3 separate regions of the Homo sapiens genome follow, and all the other regions are linked to region 1. Evidence: chromatin loops called from intact Hi-C (ENCODE). Cell type or tissue: endothelial cell of umbilical vein. All regions are shown on one strand.

The links. Hi-C counts contacts between places; a loop is a spot of excess contacts. Peaks named below come from ENCODE experiments on the same cell type or tissue, not always from the same donor. Only the 100,000 strongest peaks of a DNase experiment are listed, where the experiment ranks them.
Region 2: it touches region 1 in a loop (2.6-fold over the local background); 2 of 110 quality-filtered maps call a loop at or near these places.
Region 3: a loop joins it to region 1, with 5 times the contacts of the local background. A loop is called at or near these places in 63 of 110 quality-filtered maps.

The regions. Positions count from the first base shown.
Region 1 is chr2:102,239,383-102,243,382 of GRCh38, forward strand. It overlaps IL1RL2 (interleukin 1 receptor like 2), which reads left to right. Exons shown (of 12, transcript NM_003854.4): 12 at 1-620. Among named protein-coding and RNA genes, the nearest start is that of IL1RL2, 54 kb to the left of the region's middle. RefSeq lists an enhancer at 1,387-1,681 and a silencer at 1,621-1,680. In endothelial cell of umbilical vein, a CTCF peak has its summit at 1,625 (motif pointing left); a DNase peak (open chromatin) is centred at 1,489; H3K27ac peaks cover 290 bases.
Region 2 is chr2:102,102,198-102,106,197 of GRCh38, forward strand. It overlaps a transcript of IL1R1 not described here. Among named protein-coding and RNA genes, the nearest start is that of IL1R1, 39 kb to the right of the region's middle. In endothelial cell of umbilical vein, no CTCF peak of the experiment used is centred here; a DNase peak (open chromatin) is centred at 2,344; H3K4me3 peaks cover 492 bases; H3K27ac peaks cover 392 bases.
Region 3 is chr2:102,441,447-102,445,446 of GRCh38, forward strand. IL18RAP (interleukin 18 receptor accessory protein) reads left to right here. Exons shown (of 10, transcript NM_001393487.1): 6 at 1,754-1,877; 7 at 3,743-3,894. Among named protein-coding and RNA genes, the nearest start is that of MIR4772, 11 kb to the left of the region's middle. In endothelial cell of umbilical vein, a CTCF peak has its summit at 1,989; a DNase peak (open chromatin) is centred at 1,975.

The sequences.
Region 1 (4,000 bases):
AGGATGGGATAAGAACTGGGGCCATCCCCATGTCATGGTGGGTGAGAGCTGGGGCCATCCCCGTGGTCATGGAGGGTGAGAGCTGGGGGTTATCCCCATGGTCATGGAGGGTGAGGGCTGGTCGGGGGAGGCATCCCCAAGTCATGGTGGGTGAGAGCTCGGAGCATCCCCATGTCATGGTGGGTGAGATCTGGGGGTATCCCTGTGTCATGGTGGGTGAGGGCGGGTGGTCATCCACATGGTCATAGTGGGTGAGAGCTGGGGGTATCCCTACATCATGGTGGGTGAGAGCTGGGAGCATCCCCATGTCATGGTGGGCGAGATCTGGGGGGTATCCCCACGTCATGGTGGATGAGAGCTGGGGGAATCACCATGTCATGGTGGGTGAGATCTTGGGGGATCACCTGTCATGGTGGGTGAGAGCTGGGGGGATCACCTGTCATGGTGGGTGAGAGTTGGGATTCATCCCCATGTCATGGTGGGCTGAGCCCACATGGAAGCCTGTGCTTGGACAGCGTATGCCCTTTTCTCTGTTTTTCCACAATGAACAATTAAACTGTAAATGTTAAAAATATCAGTAATTTGTGAAATAAATTTTATTCTCATTTGAGCAACATAAATCACAATTTTGTTTGTTTACCATGCCTGTCAAAATCACAAACATTTTCTTATCAGTTTAAATAATGAAAACTGATTTCTGCTAAAATCATCTGACAATTAGCTTGTCAACATTCAAATATTTTTCACCTTAAATCCACTACCTTCGTGGTGTGGTCCACTGAAAAGTTGGGCAAAACCCAACCTGTGATTGAGGCTATAGAGAAACATGAGGGTCATGCACAATAGCTTTTTTTCCCCACACTTAGTAGATGGACTGTTTCTCAGTCTGACAGCCACCAAAGCTTTATGTCCTGATGAATATTTTCGTCCTCTCATCCTCTCTGATGGCCTCATTTCTCCAAATTTCTTCTTCTCCTCCTTTTTTTTTTTTTTTTTTTTTTTTTTTGAGACAGAGTTTCGCTTTTGTCACCGAGGCTGGGATTACAAGCATGAGCCACCGAGCCCGGTCAAGGCTTTCATATTTTTAAAACTTTGAAGTACAGTGAGAAACATAATTTAGTAAGCAACTCAGTATGCACACACGGAATGGAAAAAGCTCTGTTCTATGTTATTTGTTCTATTTTGTTCAAGTCTAGCTCAATTTTTCAAAATGCTGGTCACAGCTCGCCAACTTGTTTTAATAACCAACTTATGCCTTTCCACTGCAATCTGGAGAGCTCAGCCTCTCAGGCTGCTGGTCCCCCTGTCAATCACGATACTTTGGCTACTTTGCTTTCTTCAATCAACAAGGCTTTATCAAGAACTTATGGCTCTTTTAATTATCTGACTTCCTGGTCAATCAGCTTTGTTTGTGGTTTTAAATGACCACAGGATAGTAGAAGTGAACATAATTTCCTGCCTGTGTAAAAGGATGACATCAAGAGGAAAAGAAAGCAGCTCACTGGGTGAAGGACCTTGAGAAAGAGATGAACATTTCCTCTCTTGAGACACAGGACAAACAAGGTCACGCCTGAGCTCGGCAAACAAGGACTTCGGTGCCTGCCTACGGCGCCATTGCGCCCTCTAGTGGCTGCTGAGGAACCGCTGTCCAGCCCGAAGCTCACAGAGCCCCGTTCAGGCTGCCGCAACCTACCTAGGCGGCCAGAATGGAGACTTACAGGTGGGCGGGCATCCCGGGGTGCACACATTACCTTCTCGGGGCTCTCCAACTTAAGGCCAAGGATATCTTTCTTCTTTTTCGGCTGCTGAGAAGGTGGAGATAGTGCCATTTTCGAATGTGTTCCTAACTCTTGGGCTTCTGAGACTGTCGCAGTCTGTCCAAGGGTGGTGAGTGGGGATCAGCAGGCCCTGTTTACTATGTGCTCGCAAGAGGGGACTGCGGTCATAGGGATTTCAGAGAGGTGGCCCTGGCGTCGGGCCCCTGGACTCCAGTCACAACTCAACCACTTGCTGAGGGAGTATGCTAGCTAAATCCCTCTTGCAAGTCAAAAACCCTGTGCCCCAGTTTCTTCCTCTGTAAAAAAGGGATAATACAATGTTGGTATCCTTATTGCCCACTACAAAAAGGGCCAGAGAATATGAACAGGACATTTACAAAGTAAGGATTAATTCGTACAAAAGCCCGGTGAACGGAAAATGTGTGTAACATCACAAATGATCTGATGCCGCCAGGTAGGGGGGCATTTACCATGTGCCAGACAGACCCTAAGCTAAGCTCTTTAAGTACATTATCTCATTAACAGTCAATTATCCTATATCCTCTCCATTTTAAAATGAAGAAAGTAAGTGTGTAAGAGATTAGATAACCCACCCAGGGGTAACACAGTTGTTAGACATGGCCCCAGGGAAGTGTATCACCGGCTGGGTATTTCACGATGTTACAGCATTCCTTTTAAATTGTTAGGCATGATAATGGTAGCATTGTTATGTTTCTAAAAGCATCTTATGTGTTAGAGGTGACATACTGAAACATTTGTGAATGAAATACTATGATGTCTCGGATTTACTTCAAAATAATCCAGTGCAGGGAGTGGTGGAGGACATGAGTTTGTGAAACAAGACTGCCCATGAGTGAAGTTCATTCATGAAAACATAGAGCAGTTAAAAAAATTTTTAAAAACAAAGAAACTCGCAACCCTCAGACACTTACGCAAGTCTGCTGTGAAATAAGACATCCTGGCTATTCTGAAGAGCCGGATGAAACTAAGGATGGAGATTTTTGTTTTGCTTTCAAAATATAAACAGCTTTTTCCTCCCTGATTATTTGCTCATTGGGTAAATTTATGAAAACAGGAAGTTATAAAAATATTCATTATCCTTTTGGTGTATATATGAATATTCACATAGATTTGATCTTGCAATACCAATCTTAGATTTATGAATTGCGTTAGTCAGGGTTTTCTAGAGAAACAGAATCAATATGACTTTTATATATATACAAAATTAAGAACTGTCTCCCATGATCATGGAGGCTGAGAAGGCCCACAATCCACTCTCTGTGGGCTGGAGACCCAGGAAGGCCAGTGAAATATTTCTTTAGTTGGAGTCCAACACCCTGAGAACCAGTGGCGCTGATGATATAAATCCCGGTCTGAAGGCAGAAGATGAGATGGTTCAGCTCAAGCAGTGAGTGAGGCAGATCTTGAAAAGGGGTGGAGAAGAATTCCTCCTTCTTCTGCTTTTTGTTCTATTCAGGCCTTGAAGGGATTTGGATGATGCCCACCTGCTCTGGGGAAGGCTCACTGTCTTACTGAGTCCATTGATTCCTGCGCTAATCTCCGCTGAAACACCCTTACAGACACGTCCATAAATAATGTTTAATCTGGGCATCCTTCAGCCCAGGCAAGTTGACATATAAGGTAAACCATCACATGGATGTTTAGGTTTGTTCTATTTGTTACTTTTACAAACAAAGTGCATTCATCTGATCATTTGCCTTAGATAAATTACTGGAAATAGAAGAATTTATCTTTTAAATAGATCTATTTATATCTGATCATTTGATGCATTCTTCCAAATTTCCCTCCAGAAAGCTTGTACCAGTTGTGACTCCCACCAATGCTGGCTGAAGATGTCAGAAAGCAAAACCTATTCTAAGGTGTCCCAGGCTCAAGCCTGAGTTCCTAGTTTGGTAATGACACTGGGGAATTTCTTGTTTTATATATTTTTTGTGCATTTCAAAAGAAATGATCAAGAAGCTGTGATGGGATGTTTTTGGTCTTGAAGGACCTAGTAATACACTTCTCTGTTTCAAGGTGTGGCTGTGCAATTCCCAGCCCCACTAGTCCCCTGTCTTGTATGTTTATCCATTGTACCTTCTCTGCTGCTGGTGATTCTCAGTAGGGCACGTTCTCAAGCAGGCCTCCCTAGGGGTGGATGGTGCCATTGCTTCCATCCAGTTGGATGGATCCTAAAAACTTAACAGGCCATAACACAGGGG
Region 2 (4,000 bases), 140 kb before region 1:
GAAAGGGTACCAGGAAGTATGAGACAATGGCTGCTAGGAACTTGCACTGTTCCTGAGTAGATAAGACCTGTTGTCAAGTAAATTGCGGTGGATCCCTGGTAACACTTGAAGAGCAATGCAAGCCTGGGCTCCACCTGGGCTCTACCCCTGCCTGACTAAGGGAGCTTGGGGAAAGTATTTACATAATCTCAATCAGTTTTCTCACCTGTAAAATGGGCCTAAAGAATTTAAATTTCCATGCAAGTCAAAACCATAATGAGATATCATCTCACACCAGTCAAAATGGCTATTACTAAAAAGTCAAAAAATAAGAGATGCCAACAAGGTTGCAGTGAAAAGGGAATGCTTATATTCTGCTTGTGGGAATGTAAATTAGTTCAGCCACTATGAAAAGCAGTTTGGTGATTGCTCAAAGAACTTAAAACACAACTACCATTTGACTCAGCCATCCCATTGTTGGGTATATTCCCACAGGAATATTAATCATTCTACCATAAGACATGATGTTCATTACATCGCTATTCTCAATAGCAAAGACATGGAATCAACCTAAATGTTCATCAGTGGTAGACTGGATAAAGAAAATGTGGTACATGTACACCGCGGAATATTATGCAGCCATGAAAAAGAACAAGATCATGTCTTTTGCAGCAACATGGATACAACTGGAGGCCATTCTTCTGAGAACTAACACAGAAACAGAAAATCAAATACTGCATGGTCTCACTTATAAGTGAGAATTAAACACTGAGTTCATACGGACACAAAGAAAGGAAAAACAGACACCAGGACCTACTTGAGGATGGAGTGTGGGAGGAGGGTGAGGATTGAAACTACCTATAGGGTACCATACTTATTACCTAGGTTACAAAAAAATCTGTAGACCAAGCCGCCTGAATACACAATTTGCCTATATAACAGACCTGCACAAGTACCCCTGAAACTAAAATAAAATTAAAAATAAATAAGTAAATGAATATATAATTTAAATTTCCTTGAAGAATGCCTGGCACCTGTAAGTGCTCACTTCTGCTATCTCCGTTATCATCACAGAGAGAAGGCACAGGTTCAGAGTCGGGAAAATCACCCCAGGATGCTTGAGTGGGGTCTGCTTGAGCAAATGGCGGTGAAAACTGGAAAGAAGGGGAAGGAGCAAAGAGGAGGTGGGCTGTGTCGTGCTGAGTGGTGTCAATTGGCTAGGGTAAGGAGTGGCAGTGGCAGAATTGAGGCTGCAGAGCATTGAAGCAGAGGTTTGAGCAGTGCCTCTTAGGGTCAGCAGGCGGCCCATCCAGGTGAGCACAAAGCGCTCTTGGAAAGGGTAGCGGGAACAATGACAGGAAAGTGTGTGAGACCAGATGTCTGAAGACCTTGAATGCTAGAATTGGAGGCTTGACTCTTCCTCCCTACGATGCAGATTTTTGAGTAGCGTTGTGATAGGCTGGACTCTGTATCATGTTGAGAATGTTCATCGGAGTGCAGAGCACAGGAGGAGCTATGAGAGAAATAAAAGAGGCAGGCCAGGTGCGGTGGCTCATGCCTGTAACCCCAGCACTTTGGGAGGCCAAGGGGGTGGATCATCTGAGTTCAGGAGTTTGAGACCAGCCTGACCATCATGGTGAAACCCCATCTCTACTAAAATTACAAAAATTAGCCAGACATGGTGGCGGGCATCTATAATCCCAGCTACTCGGGCTGAGGCACGAGAATCACTTGAACCTGGGAAGCAGGGGTTGCTGTGAGCCGAGATTGTGACATTGCACTCCAGCCTGGGAGACAGAGCAAGACTGTCTCAGAAAAAAAAAAAAAAAAAAAAAAGAGGAGGCTTGGCAGCACCAGCTCTCCTAGGTGGATCTGGCTGCATTTGTGGAAGCCAGAGGCTCCAGCTTTCATCTCCCTGAGCTGAGGGGTGATCAGTGGCCATCCCACCTCCAGGGTGTGGTGAAGGGAGACTTCCAGAGTTCTCAGGGCACATGGCAGGAGTGGTGGCCACCATGAGAAGTGGGCCAGCATCTGGGACACGAGCAGACCTGAATAAAGAGTCCTGCAGCATTGCCTGGGCTGACTCTAGGGAGATTGCTCTAAGGATTGGGAGGTAGGCAGAGAGGGAAAGCTTAGGCCACCACAGGCCTGAGACTGACCAGTCAAGACTCTGATGATGGGAACATGATAATGAGCTGGATTCAGCCAGCAGGCTTGTCCAGGTTCAACACAAAGTCATGAGAGGAAAGCACCAGCTTCGGGAAACTTTAGAGGTTACCGTGCAGTGGCGGGTGTTGGTGTTTCTTAAGGGTCTGGCACGTTTGCTGAGTGATTCTGGCTGTCTGCCTGGCTCTGAGCTTCCTGTTCATAGTTCCCCAGATGTGTCACGGCCGAGGGATTAAAGCCCTAAGAGGCTGTGACACAGCCATCTCCAAAACCCCACTTTCTCCTTCCTTTGAGCCTCCGTACCAGCTGGGGCGTCCGGCAAGATGTGAGTTGTCACTCTGCTGCGGCACAGACCTGAATTAACAACTCTAGCTAGGGCTGACTTCAAAAAGCACTTTCGTTTTTTAATAACCAACATCAGCTCAGCAGGCTTCATTTGGGAAAAGAAACCTTGTCGGATTACCCCGACATTCTCCACCTCCTGGGAGGCCAGCCATTCCCAAATGCCCCAAGGATGAAGAACGGAGACGGTAAGATGATTAATTGCACTGCAGGTTTTTTGTTTCTGTATTTTTTTCCCTCCTTTTTTTGGGTTTACTTACACATTAATGAGGTATTTAGGAAAGACAAATGGAATCTGATAAAAGGTAACGTTATATTGTTTGTCGAAACAACATTTTAAGGATTTCTTGAAGTTATATGGCTCTGTAGGCATGTTTCACTTTAAGATGTGTTTCTGAGTCATATTAGGAGAACGACTGTGATTATCTATGGAAGATTAACTATGAAACATATGGGAAATATACTTTATAACTGTATATTACTTATAAACCATGAATAGTTACATGACTTTTGGTATGTGGTGAGAGATGTTAAGTGAAAGGTGTTGTAAATGAAGTCGTTTTATAAGACTGTTGTTACTGTAAGAATTGAGACTTATTTTATCACTTCCCATTAAGCTTCTACAGTGTTAGAGAGGCATAACCCAATGTTGACTGAAGGTGCTATGTTTTCTTTTTAATTTATTTTTTATTTTGTTTGAGATGGGGTCTCACTTTGTCACCCAGACTGGAGTACAATGGCATGATCTTGGCTCACTGCAACCTCCGCCTCCCAGGTTCAAGCGATTCTCCTGCCTCAGCCTCCCGAGTAGCTGGGACTATAGGCGCCTGCCACCATGCCCTGCTAACTTTTTGTATTTTTAGTAGAGATGGGTTTTCACTGTGTTAGCCAGGATGGTCTCGATCTCCTGACCTCGTGATCCACCTGCCTGGGCCTCCCAAAGTGCTGGGATTACAGGCATGAGCCACCACGCCTGGCCTGAATGTGCTATGTTATTAATGGCAGCCTCTATTGGTTTCATTTAAAGGTATAATGCATTGTATTGGCAAAACTTGTACACGCTTTCTTCAATAAGGACCTCAAAGGTAATCTTAAAAGCCTGATCATATTTTTCTCCCCCCTTCAGAAGCTTTGCCAATGTTGCACCTATAGCTATAGAGAAGACCATGCACTCTCAGAGGGGATTATAAACATTGCCTTGCATTTTTATCCTTGATCTCCATAATTTATCCTTGATCTCCATTTATCCTTGATCCTCATAATTCCTACTGATAGTGTTGTTGTGCATAAGAATGAGAAAATGGGACTGAACCTGAAAGATTAAGGAAAGAAAATAACAAAACAAAAAGGAAAACCTAATGAAGCTTATCATTCAATTCAATTTATAACTCCTTATTGCTCATGCAAAATGTGAATTTTTCGCTGTGTTGGTGAGGGTGTGAGGAGTGGATGGTGGGGAAGGATGCTTCAAAAAATACAGCTAAGGACCAACTGGTTTGGTGAGTCATGGCAT
Region 3 (4,000 bases), 200 kb after region 1:
AAACAGCATTGGGATTTCCAGTCAAACAGAATTGGGTGTGAATCTTAACTCAGCCATTGACTAGTTTTGTGACTTTGCACAGTTACTTCATCCTTTAAGCCTCAGTACTTAAATCCGCAAATAGCTATCATAAAACTGACCCTAAAAGATTATATTGCAGGCCGGGCATGGTGGCTTATGCCTGTAATCCCAGCACTTTGGGAGGCTGAGGTGGGTAGATCACTTGAGGTCAGGAGTTTGAGACCAGCCTGGCCAACATGGTGAAACCCCATCTCTACTAAAACTACAAAAATTAGCCGGGCGTGGGTGTGGGTGCCTGTAATCCCAGCTACTCAGGATGACAAGGCAGGAGAATCACCTGAACCTGGGAGGCGGAGGTTACAGTGAGCCGAGATCGAGCCATTGCACTCCATCCTGGGTGGCAGAGCAAGATTCCATCTCAAAGAAAAAAAAAAATTATACTGAGAAATAATGGGACAATGTATGTTAAGTGGCTGGAGCATGAAACCTGATCAATAGATTTTATTCTTCCTTAACTTCCCCAGGAACAGGTGGTTTCGTACATGTTGGTTAGGTCTATCAGTTATGACTACAAATTCGCCAACCTGAGTAACATTAACTCTTATGAATATGACATTTAATCTGGCATTTAAGAGAACTGTAGTAGAATTCTACAACCCCTGCCCAAACAATTTGTATTCCAAAGTAGTGTCTTCTTTGGGGTTGAGGAGAAATTGACTTCCCTGTGGGTCTCCTTTTATTTTGTCAACTTCAATAATATCTATGTCTTTCTACACAGACAAATAAGAATTGCTGTATTAAAAATAAAATGCTGTTTTTCTTTTAATAATATAAATTTTTTTATTATTATTATACTTTCTAAAATGCTACTAAAACATTTATTATTTTAGAAAGAAACATAAAAATACATGTTATGATATAAGATCACTAGATGGCAGGAGTGGTGTGTTCTGACTCTAGAAATAGCACTAACTATGTGCTCAACGTCACAGGAATGGAAGGAAGGAGGAAAGAAGGAGGAAAAAATTAGATTAATTCATATAGTCAAGTTACATATGTATTAGTGAATTATAAGGTATTACCAGTGGAAAAACGTTAAGGTGCAAAGATGAGTATTCAAATGGAGCTCCTAGTCATTTCATGGTTAAATATTAGATTTGAGGCAGAGCATATGTGAATATTCCTCATGGAAAAAAATGGGTAGAAAAAAGTTAGTCTCATAATATGCATGCCCATCCATAGTGAATTGTTCAGAAAAATTGCTTAATATCGAAATAATTTTTTTATTTAAACCACGTGCTACAATAACTTTATGATTTTTACTTAATAAACAAATATTGGATAGTAAAATTTTCTTTATGGACACACCTTGTACTTCAACAGTAGTGCAGAAGACCGGGCTGATCTCAGAAACTCCTCATTTTCTTAGTTTTCTTAGTGTCTCCCTCAATCCACATAAGGACCCTTAGTGATATAATCATGCTCATCTTCATTTTAAGAACATATAGTCATATGGTTGAGATAGAAGGATTGCCCATTAGAAAAAATGTACCTGGTTTTATGCATTTCTGAATGAGAGCTGTGTAGACGTTTCATTATTTCTGGCACACATATTCTACCTGCAAACCTGATTGCATCAGGAGACAGCTTCTGGCGACGTCTTCCTCCCAGATGTAGGACAAAGTATTCTCACCAGCTTCCTTCTTGTTTTCTCTGGCCTCTTCATTTTCAGGAAAGCCTTTAACTATTAGCTGCAAAGCACGATTTGGCTTTGAAAGGGTCTTTAACCCTGTCATAAAATGGTACATCAAAGATTCTGACCTAGAGTGGGAAGTCTCAGTACCTGAGGCGAAAAGGTAAGAAAAAAACTCACGGATTCTGTTCTCTGCAATTCAGAAGAGATACTTCTACCTTTAGAAATGCCTAAAGTATACAGTTGATGGTGTAGCCACCAGCACCGACTAGTGGTGAAAATAAAAGCACAAAAATGCAAAGTGCAAACGGCCGTTGAATGAAATATTTAAGTTGTTTTAAACCTCAATTTGTAGGAACAGTTTGACGTGGCTGCTCTCAAAGTCAAGCTATTGAGCAGACAGTTGTACTGACCCAGACTGCTTGGAGATAAGTAATATGTCCAAGAAATGGGAGGAAATGCTGCTTACCCTCACTCTGCTTTTCACCGGTGCCACCCGTTCAGAGAGTGTGGGGGTACAGGGATCCAGATGTGTGGGGTAATGAACAGTCTAGAAAACCTCCAGGGGAAATGGCATCATAATAATAAGTCTGACAAAAAATATGTGAAGTGAGGAATACCTGAAGCAACTTAACCCCGAAAAAGAGGCTCAGAGGAGGGCTCTCTGTCTTGAAATCCTTGGGAGCTATTACATTGTTTGAGAAATTTGACTTGGTTTGTTGCTCTCTGGAGCACAGAACCCGGATCAGTGGTTTGAATTTACTGGTGAGATATTTTGGCCAGTAGAAAACCCTAGATATTTGGAGCTATCCAATCACAAAAAAAGTTGATCTCCAGTCCCCAGAAGGATCAAAGGGCCTGGATCCAGTGATGTCCAATCAGATGTGTCTCCAAAGGATGCATTCCCTGATTTTTCGAAGATGTGACCCAGAGTAAGAGTCTATGCATTAAGTACCTTCTTCTGATACTTAACAGATATCAATAAGAAAATGCAATATCATTTTGAAAAGTATACATCATTACAAAAAAGTACAGAACAGATTTTGGTCACAACAATAAAATTTAGCAAGAATTTCTAAGATCAGGAAGGTCATTGGGGCCCATCTTAAGCTGATATTGCATTAGAGTTCACAGTAGGAGAGTGTAGTCAAGAGGGTATGTTTTGACATCACCCACCCTTGGGTTTAAACCCATTTTCTATCTGATGTCAACATGACCCTTAGCCCCGGTGAGCCTCCATCACCCATTGATAATCTATGGATAATAGCCTGCACTTTGCAAGCTCACTGGGAGGCGTGGTTACAGCAGAGGTGTTATGCCTATCACAATGTGTGACAGGTAGGAAGCACTCAGTGAATAGGAGCTGGCATCGTGGTCTCAGAGCAACACAGCCTAAAACATCATTCACATACACAAGATTTCTTAACACAAAGATGGATTGTAGATTGGTAACTTCAGAGAACTCAAATTGTGAATAAATGCCAAGACTCCCAACTTCCTGGGTGGAGCAGCGTGGCACAAGCCCAGGAATCAAGCTGCCCATTCCCTGCAGTGTGGTCTGGGGCTACTCACCCACCTTCTTTGCCTTGTCCTTGTCACTGGCCAAGGCCATTATGATCCTATTATACTCTAGGGTTCCTGGGAGGTGAGGAATGGAGGACATTAGAGTCCATATTTTGTGCACAGAAGAGGGACTGATACATAGTAAACCTTCAGTAGGAGTTGGTCATTTTAAATATTTTTCTTAAGGTATTGTTATTATCTATTCTCAAGGGGAATTCTTAAGAGTAAGGAAGGTCAGATGAGTCTCACAAATAAATAATGTCTTAGCGTGAATGCTTAGAAGAGTCAATAATTGAATCAAGAATGAGCCCTTTTTGACCATCTTACATTCTCGTGGTATCTTATACTATTGATCTCACAGTTCTCTAAAAGCCAAACTGTTGGCTGCTTATACGTGTTCCAAATGCTGCAAATGGGTGTCAATGTATGTTACTGAATGGAGTGGTATTTTTTCTCCTTTCTCAGTATTAAATCCACTTTAAAGGATGAAATCATTGAGCGTAATATCATCTTGGAAAAAGTCACTCAGCGTGATCTTCGCAGGAAGTTTGTTTGCTTTGTCCAGAACTCCATTGGAAACACAACCCAGTCCGTCCAACTGAAAGAAAAGAGAGGAGGTAAGCCCAGAAGGTTGCCCAGGAGGCATGAAACTGCTTTCACTTGAGAGGGGAGGAGTTTTCCTAAAGAATAGTAATAATGATGACAGCGATTACATTTTCTAGG